2 separate regions of the Homo sapiens genome follow, and region 2 is linked to region 1. A link is a contact called in ENCODE Hi-C or POLR2A ChIA-PET data. All regions are on one chromosome and are shown on one strand. Each heading gives the region's core, a stretch centred on a gene start or an enhancer-like site at or near the end of the contact. The rest is flanking DNA. Distances are from core to core; before and after follow the strand shown.

Region 1 (5,548 bases), core at 2,043-4,542:
ATCAACATACAAAAATTAGTTGAATTTCCATCTATTAATAGTGAGCCATCTGAAAAGGAAACTAAGAAAACAATTCCATTTACAATACCATTAAAAATAATAAAATACTTAGGAATAAACTTAACCAAAAAAGTGAAAGACTTGTACATCAAAAACTACATAATATTGATAAAAGGTGTTAAAAGAGACATAAATAAAAGATAACCTATGTTTATGGATAGAAAAACTTAATATTGTTAAAATGTCCATACTATCCAAAGTGATCTGCAGGCTTGATGCTATCCCCATCAAAATCCCAATGGCATTTTTTACAGAAATAGAAAACAAAAAACTAAACTTTATATGGAACCACAAAAGGCCCAGAACAGCCAAAGTAACCTTGAGAAAGAAGAACAAAACTGGAGGCTTCATATTTCCTCATTTAAATATATATTACAATTCTACAATAATTAAAACACTATGTTTCTGGTATAAAGGAAGATATACAAGTCACAGGAACAGAATAGAGAGTCCAGAAGTAAACCTACACATATATGATCAACTGATGTTTGACAAGAGTGCCAAGAACACAACAGAGAAAGGATAGTCTCTTCAAGAGATGGAGTTGGGAAAACTAGATATCTGTAGGCCCAGAAATGAAATTGGATCCCTATCTTATACCACACACAAAAGTCAATTCAAACTGGACTAAAGACTTATTTAACATTAGACCGAATACTGTAAAACTCCTAGAAGAAAACATAGGGAGAATGCTTCTTGACACTGGTCTTGGAAATTATTCCTTAGACATGACACCAAAAGGACAGGCAACAAAAAGAAACATGGACAAATGGGATGCATCAAACTGAAAAGCTGTTGCACAGCAAAAGAAACAGCAGTATGAAGAGATAACCTACAGAATAGTAGAAATATTTCCAAACCATATGTCTGATAGAGGTCAATATCCAAAATATATAATGAACTTCTATGACTCAGCAAAAAATATATATAACCCAATCAAAGATTAAGCAAAGGACTTGAACAAACATTTCTCCAAAGAAGACATACAAAGAGCTAACAGGTATATGAAAAGACGCTCAAAATCATAATTATTGGGGAAATGTAAATCAAAACAATGAGCTATCACCTCACACCTGTTAGGATGGGTATTATTTAAAAAATAAAAGATAACAAGTGTTGAAGTTGTAGAGAAATGGGAACCCCCATACCCTGTTGATGGGAATGTTAAATGGTACAAGAGCTATGGAAAACAGTATGGAAGATTCCTCAAAAAATTCTAACTATAATAACTACTATATGATTCAGTATAAATGCATATATACTTCTGGATATATAAAAGAAGTGAAATTGCAATCTCAAAGAGGTGTCTGCATTCCCATGTATATTGCAGCACTATTCACAATAGCCAAGAAATGGAAACAATCCAAGTGTCTGTTGACAGATAAATGAATAAGGATAATTCGGTATATACATACAATGAAATATTAGTCAGCCTTTTAAAAGAAGGAAATAATGTCATTTATGACAACCAGATGAACCTGGGGGACATTATTCTGTGTGAACTAAGGCAGTCACAGAAGGACAAATGCTACATGATTCTACTTACGAGGTATCTAAAATAGCCAAACTCGTAGAAGCAAAGAACACAGTAATAGTTGTAAGGGGCTGAGGGTGGGAGAAATGAGAAATTGTTATTTAAAGGTTGTAACGTTTCAGTTATGCTAGATAAATAAGTCCGAGATATGCTAGTTTAGTTACGCTAGATAAACAAGTTCGAGAGATCTCCTGTACAACATAGTGTCTATGGTTAACAATATATTAAGCACTCCAAAATTTAAGAGGGTAGATTTCATATTAAGTGTTCTTATAATAAAAGGGGGATTGGTAATTTTTTTTTTTTTTTTGAGATGGAGTTTCACTCTTGTTGCCCAAGCTGGGGCACAATGGCACAATCTTGACTCACCGCCAACTCTGCATCCCAGGTTCAAGCGACTCTCCTGCCTCAGCCTCCTGAGTAGCTGGGATTACAGGTGTGCACCACCACATCCAGCTAATTTTGTATTTTTAGTAGAGACGGGGTTTCTCCATGTTGGTCAGGCTGGTCTCGAACTCCTGACCACAAGTGATCCACCTGCCTCGGCCTCCCAAAGTGCTGGGATTACAGGGATTACAGGCGTGAGCCACCGTGCCCAGCCAGAACAGAGTAGATTGTTAATAAACCTTTATATACAAATAGATTTTTCTCCCACATGCATTTCTATAATAGGTAATCAGCAAAGTAAAGAATCATTTTTGGGCCAGGTACAGTGGCTCATGCCTGTAATCCCAGCACTTTAGGAGGCTGAGGCGGGCAGATAGCTTAAGGCCAGGAGTTTGAGACCAGCCTGGCCAACATAACGAAACCCTGTCTCTACTAAAAATACAAAAAAATAAGTCAGACATGGTGGCACATGCCTGTAGTCTCAGCTAGTCAGGAGGCTGAGTCACGAGAATCACTTGTACCTGGGAGGCAGAGGTTGCAGTGTGCCAAGATTGCGCCACTGCACTCCAGTCTGGTGACAGAGTGAGACTGCCTCACAAAAAAAAAAAAAAGAAAAAAAAAGAATTATTTATCATTTTTGGAGAATCTGCCCTCAGTGCAAATGAAATAATTATTCATTTTTAAAATTTATTACTTTTTGTTTGTCACATATATATTATGCCATTTAATCTACCAAAATCCTGCAGAGGAGGTTTTATTTTAGTCTAATTTTTTAGATGGAGAAGCTGAGACTCAGAAATGTTAACTAACATGCTCAAAATTACACCCCTAGGACATAAACATCAGTTTCTCACTTAGCTGTCTGATTAGAATGATTGTGCTCTTTCTACCCTTCTACTAACCACAATGGCTGGTATGGAGTAGGTGCTCAATGTTAGACCCTGTACTTTTTGAATTTCACTAAGGTCAAGTAAGCAGATAATCAGCAACCATTTGACTCTGATGCGAAAAAAAAAATGTTTTTAAACCAATCTCAAAAGTATATTCAAGTTGCTGACAGAGAAATCATTGCTTACCTTTGAAGCAGAATATTCATATCCTCCCCACAATATTACTCCTGCTGCCCCCAATGCTGCACTTTCGCCAATTGCATGCACTAAGTCCTCCTAGAAAAGAGAGGTATCAGGAGTAGTTTCCACCAAGTCAAATTTTGTCAGTGATAATGCAATAATAAGACTCAATCCCTCAACTGTGGTAAGGAACACGTTAATAATGATATCTTTGTTTCCAAAACAAAGGACTGTACCACAAGGTAAATACTGCGTGATCTCACTCAGATAGAATCTGAAAAAGTTAATCTCATGGAAGTAGATAGTAGAATGGTGATTACCCGAGGCTGAGGTGGTTAGGAGGGAGAGGGGATTGAGGAGATGTTGGTTAAAGAATACATAATTACAATTAGATAGGAGGAATAAGTTCAAGAGATCTATTGTATAGCATGGTGTCTATAGGTAATGACAACATATTGTATTCTTGAAAAATGCTGAGAGAGTGGATATTAAATGTTCTTAAAATAAAAATAACTGTGAGGTCATGAATTTGTTAATTAGCTAGATTTAACCATTCTGCAATGTATATGTACCTCAAAACATTATGTTGTATATGATAAATACATACAATTGTATATGTCAATTAAAATATAAATTTTAATACACAGAAAAAAAGGCATTTCTTTTAAATAAAGCTATCATACAAAAAATAAAACAAAAGACCATACCAGAATTGGAAAAGGTGATACTGCCTTGGATTCTTAGATTTATTTGAGAAATATTTACAATGTTCCAGGCAATATTCTAAACACTGAGAATATAAAAATGAAATAGATTTCAATTCCTTTTCTTGAAGGAATGCTTTTTAGTCTAATGGTTGAGACAGACATATAAACAAGTGACTATAACATAATAATTTTTATATTAGTAGCACTCACAAAACATATATAAATTAGAAGTGCTTAATACTTCATGGAAGAGTCTGGGAAGGCTTCCTTAACACGTTAAATTTCATATGACTCTTGGGAATGAGAATCAGTAGACTCTTGAGAATGAGTATGAATTCACAAGACAGTCTAGAGAGAGCAGAGTTTTATATCCACAGGAAGAATAAGAGCAGAGACTTAGATCCAGGCAAAATCACAGTCCATCCAGAGAACTCCCAGTACTTCCTTGTGGTAAAGCACACAGAATTTGGAAAGTAAAAACATATGAATTTCTATGTATAAACAGAATCCAAATACAAAGAGAAAAATGCTGTTTTAAAGTGTTAAGACAACTGGTCAGGTGCAGTGGCTCACGCCTGTAATCTCAGCAATTTGGGAGCCCGAGGCAGACAGATCACTCAAGGTGAGTAGTTCGAGACCAGCCTGGCCAACATGGTGAAACCCTATCTCTACTAAAAATACAAAAATAGCCAGGCATGGTGGTGCCTGCCTGTAATCCCAGCTACTCGGGAGGCTGAGGCAGGAGAGTCTCTTGAATTCAGGAGGCGGAGGTTGCAGTGAGCCGAGATCCTGTCACTAAACTCCAGCTTGGGTGACAGGGCGAGACTCCATCTCAAATAAATAAATACATAAATAAATGTTAAATATTTAGTGCTGGAAAGACACAAATTTGCAACTTTGATTTTTTTTTTCTTTTTGCATATAAAGAATGCATTGGAAGATGGGTAATCCCAGCACTTTGGGAGGCTGAGGCGGGTGGATCACCTGAGGTCAGGAGTTCGAGACCAGCCTGACCAAAATGGTGAAACCCTGTCTCTACTAAAAATACAAAAATTAGCCGGCGTGGTGGCACACGCCTGTAATCCCAACTACTCAGGAGGCTGAGGTGGGAGAATCACTTGAACCCAGGAGACGGAGGTTGCAGTGAGCCAAGATCATACCACTGCACTCCAGCCTGGGTGACAGAACGAGACTCCATCTCAAAAAAAAAAAAAAAAAAGAAGAAGAATGCATTGGAGGGGAAGGTCAAGATAGTACAGGCAGGAACACCAATTAGGAGGTGATAGAAATTGTTCGGTGAGAAATGATGATGCCTCAACAAAGGCAATGTAAATCCTTGTAAAGCAGAGGGAATAGATTGAAGAGTTATTTGGAAATAAAGATGGATAAGTTTTAGTTACCCATCCGATAATGGAAAGAGGAAAAGGGAGGCAGCCAAGTGACTTTCAAATTGGGTGACTATATAGATTACAGTTCATAAAGATAAGAAACCGAGGATGTTATGCTAATGTATATAGGCCAAGAGCAAAGAAGTAGGAAATAGGGAGAGATGGGAGATAAAGGGGATGACCAATGGTGCAATCTGCATTCTTTTCTCCCCTACAAGGTATGGAGAGTCAGAGATCCAGTGCAAAGGTGGAGTGCTCACAGACTGCAATGAGTAAATTGTCACGCCACTGTAAGCTTTCCTGCGTTATAGGAAGGTTTCAGCAATACTGGCATTTATGTTCTGCAATTTGTCTAAGTAATACAACAAGAAAGGAAATCATTCTTCCATTATACTGACTAAT
Region 2 (6,355 bases), core at 1,111-3,610, 49 kb after region 1:
GTGTAGTCTGGTCTGACATCAGATTTCGTTTTTTAACTGTAACATCTGCTAACAGTGTCCTTGTCCCTCACTTGGTGGATGGCCCTCTGCAGCTTTTGATCTTTCAGCCCCACCCCACTTCCTTCTGACTTGAGGCAAAAGGCACAGAAGCAGCTTTCATCAGGAAGAGCTTGGCTTTAAGACAATTTTCTATAATTCCATTTCGAAGATGCTTCACTTTCCACAGGTTTCATTTACTGTTCCACAAGTCACAATTTCTACACCACATGCATCAGATAATTGGATTGCTGCTTTGTCCCTAATTCCTAGTTTCGGTCTCAGTTTTTTGCCTACTTACTCATTGCTACCACTAAGATGAAGCACCCTTTTGTCTATTTTAACTTTAGTCTCCACGTTTGAAATTTTGTAACAGAAACATTGTTTTCAATGGTTGGAAATCCTGTTATTTGTGCACAAGCCTCTCAGATGACAAGTCCCATGTGTCACTTGTCTAGATGCCAGAGTGTCACATGTCTCAGGTATATGGGTATTATGATTATGCTCTTGCCACCTATTGAGATGCCCACTATTGCCTGAACCACGACGGGATGTTGCGGTTGCCCAGGGAATCTATCCACCAATCACTCTGCTTCCAGCCTTAGTGACTTCTATCCAAATCCAAGTATATAAGTCAAGGTTCTCCAGAGAAACAAAACCAGTAGGAAATATATAAACATATTGGAGCTTTGAACTTCCTGGGTCTCCACCTTTTTATATATAAAAAAGGAGATTTATTATGAGGAATTGGCTCACATGATTATGGAGGCTGAGAAGTCCCATGATCTGCCATCTGCAAGCTGGAGACTCAGGAAAGCCGATGTCAGTCAGTCTGAGTTCAAAGGCCTGAGACCCAGGGGAGCTGATAGTGTAAATCCCAGTCTGAGGGCTGGAGAAGACAAGGTGATGTGTCCCAGCTCAAACAGACAGGCAGGAAGCAAAAGTGGTTAATTTCTCTTCCCTTTCCCTTTTGTTCTACTCAGACCCGCAACAGTTTATATGATGCCCTCCATCTTGGGCAATGTACTTTACTGAGTCCATTAGTTCAAATGCTAATCTCTACATGGATGGGTAAGTTAAAAAAAAAAAAAAAAACCTCAAACCAAACAAACAAAAAACAAGCAAAGAAAACAAACGCTAATCTCATCCAGAAACACCCTCACAGACACTCTCAGAAATAATGTTTAACCTAGGCACCCTGTGGCCAGTGAAGTTCACACACTAACCAATAAGTCAAGTAATTGGTATTATGTACAAACTACCCATAACAAAAATGCCAAAATATCATAACAACTAAAAGGTTTTAAATTGCAACAAGATATTAGTGAGATGAAACACTATGGAAAAAATATATAAGGTTGCCAATGTATGTGAATGATGAGCTGAAGAGAATAACAAGCTGGGTAACTGAAATCAGATACTAGATGCTACTGGCATCTAGTGGGTAGAAGCTAGAGAGGTTGCTAAACATCCAACGCACAGACAGCCCCACAACAAAGAATTATGCAGTCTGAAATATCATTAGTACTAAGATACAGCAACACGTACATGTAGTTTTTGAAATCTGTATCCCTCATTTTGCATGATACCATGTTGACTGAGATTTGGAATCAGTGAATAGTGAGGAAATAATTTCAATAAATATGAGATTCAGTTAACATCGTACCAAGCAAGATGAGGACTGCCTTTATTTATTTGTCAGTTGAAGCTCAACTATCCATGATATTATATCAGGAAAGGAAACATATTTTTAGAAATAGATCTTCTCTTCAGCCTGCTCTTCCCAGGGTAGATTATTTAAAGTTAGGATGCTTAGAACTAACTGGACTTTTTATCTTCTTCTAAAACCTATCTCTTCCTCACCCTCTTTTTCTGTTAATGAAACTACCATTATTTTTTCTCTTCTGTCTCCTGAAGCCCTCCAATAAATTACCAAGCTCTGGTTCTATTCCTACCGTATTTACATTCATTTCCTCCTTCTTATTCTCAGTACCCCATCTCTAATTCATATCTTCTTTTTGCCTTTCACGGACTATAATTGCTTCATAATAAGACACAGAATCTCTGCCATGTAATCCATTTTAAGCATATGTCATATATAAAACCTTTTTTTTTTGATAAATTACTTTTCTTAAAGCACAACTCGGATCATGTAAATTCTTTGCCCCAAAATCTCTACTACTTCCTATTGTCTGCTGAATAATCTGACCCCAACGTACTCTAGTTTCATTTCTCAACACTCCTCTCCATGACTAATGCTCCCCTGAGCAGAATTACTACACTTCATTGTGTGATTACGCCCTGCTCTTCCCCATCTCTGAGCCTTTGTTCACACTGTCCACTCAGCTAGAAACCTCCACCCTGACTCATCTTGTTACCTATCTTTCCAACTTTAATGTTACTTTTTCTCCCAGGTCTTCCCTGGAACTTCCACGGCAGGATTTTTTTTTTTTTTTTTTAGATGGAGTCTCGCTCTGCCGCCCAGGCTTGAGTGCAGTGGCGCGATCTCTGCTCACTGCAAGCTCCGCCTCCCGGGTTCACGCCATTCTCCTGCCTCAGCCTCCCAAGCAGCTGGGACTACAGGCGCCCGTCACCACACCCAGCTAACTTTTTGTATTTTTAGTAGAGACGGGATTTCACGGTGTTAGCCAGGATGGTCTCTATCCTCGTGATCCGCCTGTCTCGGCCTCCCAAAGGGGATTTTTTTTTTATAGCCCACTTATGGTTATGATTTCCAAATGTCAGTTCACAGACAAACCATCAGTGACAAACTTTTCTCCTGTCCATGATGAAATGAACAATGTAGGTGAACGTTTTATAAAGGAATATTTATTTAGTTTAAACTTTATTCTGATATCATGCCCAGCCTTTTATTATTAAAATATCCTCTCTTTTTAAATATTGTTTAAAAAAAAAAACTTTACTTGGCGAAAATAAAAGCTGATAACCACACGTTTGTTATTTCAGTTGCTGAGAGAAATTTCACTGGTCTGTGAAATCCACGAGTCCTCATATCACATTTTACCCAGGATTAGTAAGTGGTCAACTTTTTGTTTAACGGTGTTTTTTTTTTTTTTTCAAGTCTCTTTCACTTACAGATTTGAGGCAGCTATTATTACTCTATGAGGTTATTTACAAAAGGACTGTTTAAACTATAGAGCAGACCGATGTTTGCATTGTGTAGTCTCTTACACTTGACGGTGAATTGTAGTGGACACTGTGATGCATCACCAAGATCCTCCTTCAGGAGGACTTGTTTCCCCCATGCTGGAAGGGCTGTTGGCAGAAGCCATCAGCTGCCAGCCTTTTCGGTATTGCTCCAATTGCAGAGAGCCACCTCAGTCAAGGTCATGCCCCTTTCTTGGCAGCTCATACACAATGACTAATTCACACAATGTCAGGAATACTCTGAAGGGCCATTCTAACCCCAGAGGTTTTCCTTGGATCAGCAAAACTGTTGCTGGGTCTGCTCCAAATTTAACTTTTCCTTCTGCCTACTCCTGCTTCCTCCTTCCCCTCTCTCTAACAGGTACAGGTCCCATAAACACTCCTATACACAGCCTAACTGCTAAACTCCATCCCAAAGTTGGCTTCCTACGGAATCCAACCTTCTTTATTAACTCATTGAAATCCAAAACTATGCTTTTTAATCTTTACATCTTCCCAAGAGCCTTACGTTGTGTCTTGAACATGTACTTGACACAATTAGAAAGGTAAATTAAGATAGATCCTCTTGCTTGAACCCATAATTCTACTTAGGAAAAAAAAGAAGACTAAACATACATAGGTAATGAACTCACTTGTGTTTCTCTCCCTGTGATGATATCATTAAAATTCTACTTCAGTATTGGTAGATTCTTACGTTGAATTTATAAGCTGACATGAGAAATACAATTTAAAATGTCAAAATAATGTTACCTTTACTTAGAAATGCTCATGGGTCTCTGAAAACAGAAACAGACTGTGGCATACAAAAAGGAAATTATTAAAAGGCTCATACAAATCTTAGGACAGAAACAGGGGCAACATCATTTGCCTGGAATCATAGCAAAAAAAAGTAACCAATGGACAATCTCCTCAGCTAGCTGATCAGAATGAACCAGCTCCTTTTCTTGGCTCCAAAGTAATTCCTCTTGAAACTCAAAATTCAGGGAGAAATTGTTTGCCTGGCCTGAGTTGTGTCACATGTTCACCTGGTCAAAGATTGCAGGACACTGGACTGACAATACTACCAAGATTACATGCAACAGGAGATGTACCTCCTCAAATGGTAGCTGAAGTGCTGCCATAAGGTTGGTGCAGATGTACAGTGTACACTGACTGATGAATCGGCCTACCTTATACAAGTCTATCAGATGATCATAAGCAAAAAACATCCCGAGTCTCTGAGTCTGAGGATGAATCGAGGCAATATTGTAGTAGCCATTGCCCAATAAATGTAATCAAAATGCCCTATAGTTTCACTTTTCAGGAGTGCTAAACAAGTGGAAATATCCTAATAAGATAGGTCTTTACCAGATAAACAAACCAGAAAGTACAAAATATAGATACTTAAATTATATCAACCAAACCCATGTAAATAAAGTGAGAACAGGTTGCTTACATTATTGAGATCGAATTGTTTGGTTTTTATTTTAATAATGGCAATTTGATTGTAAATGTTATTTATTTTTACTGAGGTTATGTAGTACTGTAGTTATGTTTATAGCACCTATGATTCTGGATGGATGAAGTGGCTGCCTAATATGAGATTACTTATTTTCCTATTCTTTTAAAGTTAATCTTAATCTTACATTTTTTAAAAATTAAATTTATTCACATACCTTTGTGGTAGGGTTGCCAGATAAAATACAGAATACCCACTTAAATTTGAATTTCAGATAAATAACAAATACTTTTTTAGCGTAAGCAGTCCCAAAGGTTGCATGGGACATAATTATACTGAAAGTTATTCATTGTTTATTTGAATTGTAAATGTCCTCAGGTGTCCTGCTTTTTATTTCCCCTCTAAATCTGGCAACCCTACTTTGTGATGCATACCTGATGTTTTTTAGTATCTGGCATTCATTTTCCCTACCACTGGTAAACAAACCTCTCTTTTCCTTTAGAGGACTATCCACTCTACTATTAATATATGTGTGTGGGTGGAACTGACCCATCTCTTATAGGTGCATGATTCAAGCTGTATCAACCTAACTCAATGTCATGCCACGGTGATTGGTTCAGTAATGGGGACATGACTCTGGTCAGGACAATGAGAGCCAGACCTAAGACTTTTTTGCTCTTTGTAGAAAAGACAAGAGTTTTTTTTATTTGTTTTGTCCTGTTTTGCTTGTTTGTTTTTCCTGAAATTATTGCTAAGCTTGTTGGTGATATGTCCTGGAGCTGCAGGGAGCCAGCACATGGAGTCTGTCCAAAAGTGGCTTCATAGGATAAAGCTGAAAGATGAAGAATAAAAGACTGAGACCTACTGATGTCATTGAGCCCTGGATCCAGCTAAGCCTGAAGAGGTCTATCTTGGACTTTTTCATTATTAGAACAGATAGATCCAGTTCACCAAACAAAACAAAACAAACAACAACAATAATAAAACATAAGCTACTACACTTAAATTGTTGCCACCTGCAGCCAAAAGTCTCTTTTAGCAAAGATATTTTGAGGCAATGAGAGGCATATACGATAAAGTTATTAAATAGAAAAATCAGAACCAAATATATGAGGACAAAATAAGCCAATCCTAAAAGTTAACATAATTTAATGTTTTCTAATATATGTGTACTACTGATAGTAAGATGATTTTAAACATATATAATTTTTTATTTGATAGTTTAATACTATTTCAATGTGAATTAAATACATAGCTGCACATCATAACCAAATGTTCTTATAAGACACATTTGCTAAAGTAAAAACATGATTTGATTAAAATTAGATTATAAATTATTCTTCTGGAAATATAAGGATATGGCAAACATCATGAAGGTATCATGCAAGGGTCCAAAATTTTAAAAGCATTGACATAGTTAATGTGATTGTATATCACGTTTTGCTTTGAGTAACCTAGCAGTCAGGGTTGGGGCAGGAAATGGGGAGAAATATGTTATTTTATAACTATCATCAGAAAACAAAAATTATGTCAATATTTCTGGAAAACCCATTTATTCTCTGCAGGCAAATTCCAAAACAAATTTCTCATTTAGTACTTATATGAAGACTGTTAACCTTTATTACTTAAGAAGAATATCCTCAGCAATAGTTTTATAATCAAATAAAACCATCAATATAAAAGGAAATTTTTAATGTTTTTTCTTATAAAATC

Evidence for each region. Hi-C counts contacts between places; a loop is a spot of excess contacts on that map. ChIA-PET counts read pairs that join two places held with the same protein, here RNA polymerase II (POLR2A). Pooled maps may share reads with other maps.
Region 2: a loop to region 1 is called in a pooled map, with 2.0 times the contacts of the local background. The contact joins two enhancer-like sites. A Hi-C loop is called at or near these places in 1 of 168 maps with a recorded cell type or tissue (lower leg skin), 1 of 37 single-sample maps with no recorded cell type and 9 of 50 pooled maps. POLR2A ChIA-PET finds 5 or more read pairs at or near these places in 2 of 52 experiments (GM12878 and H1).

Annotation. Positions count from the first base shown.
Region 1 is chr7:123,816,940-123,822,487 of GRCh38, reverse strand. It overlaps a transcript of HYAL4 not described here and the pseudogene HYAL6P. Among named protein-coding and RNA genes, the nearest start is that of HYAL4, 25 kb to the left of the region's middle. Within about 2 kb of position 3,292, at least 2 of the 41 ENCODE cell types and tissues checked have a DNase peak (open chromatin) inside an H3K27ac peak, as active enhancers do.
Region 2 is chr7:123,766,581-123,772,935 of GRCh38, reverse strand. It overlaps a transcript of HYAL4 not described here. Among named protein-coding and RNA genes, the nearest start is that of WASL-DT, 21 kb to the right of the region's middle. Within about 2 kb of position 2,360, at least 6 of the 41 ENCODE cell types and tissues checked have a DNase peak (open chromatin) inside an H3K27ac peak, as active enhancers do.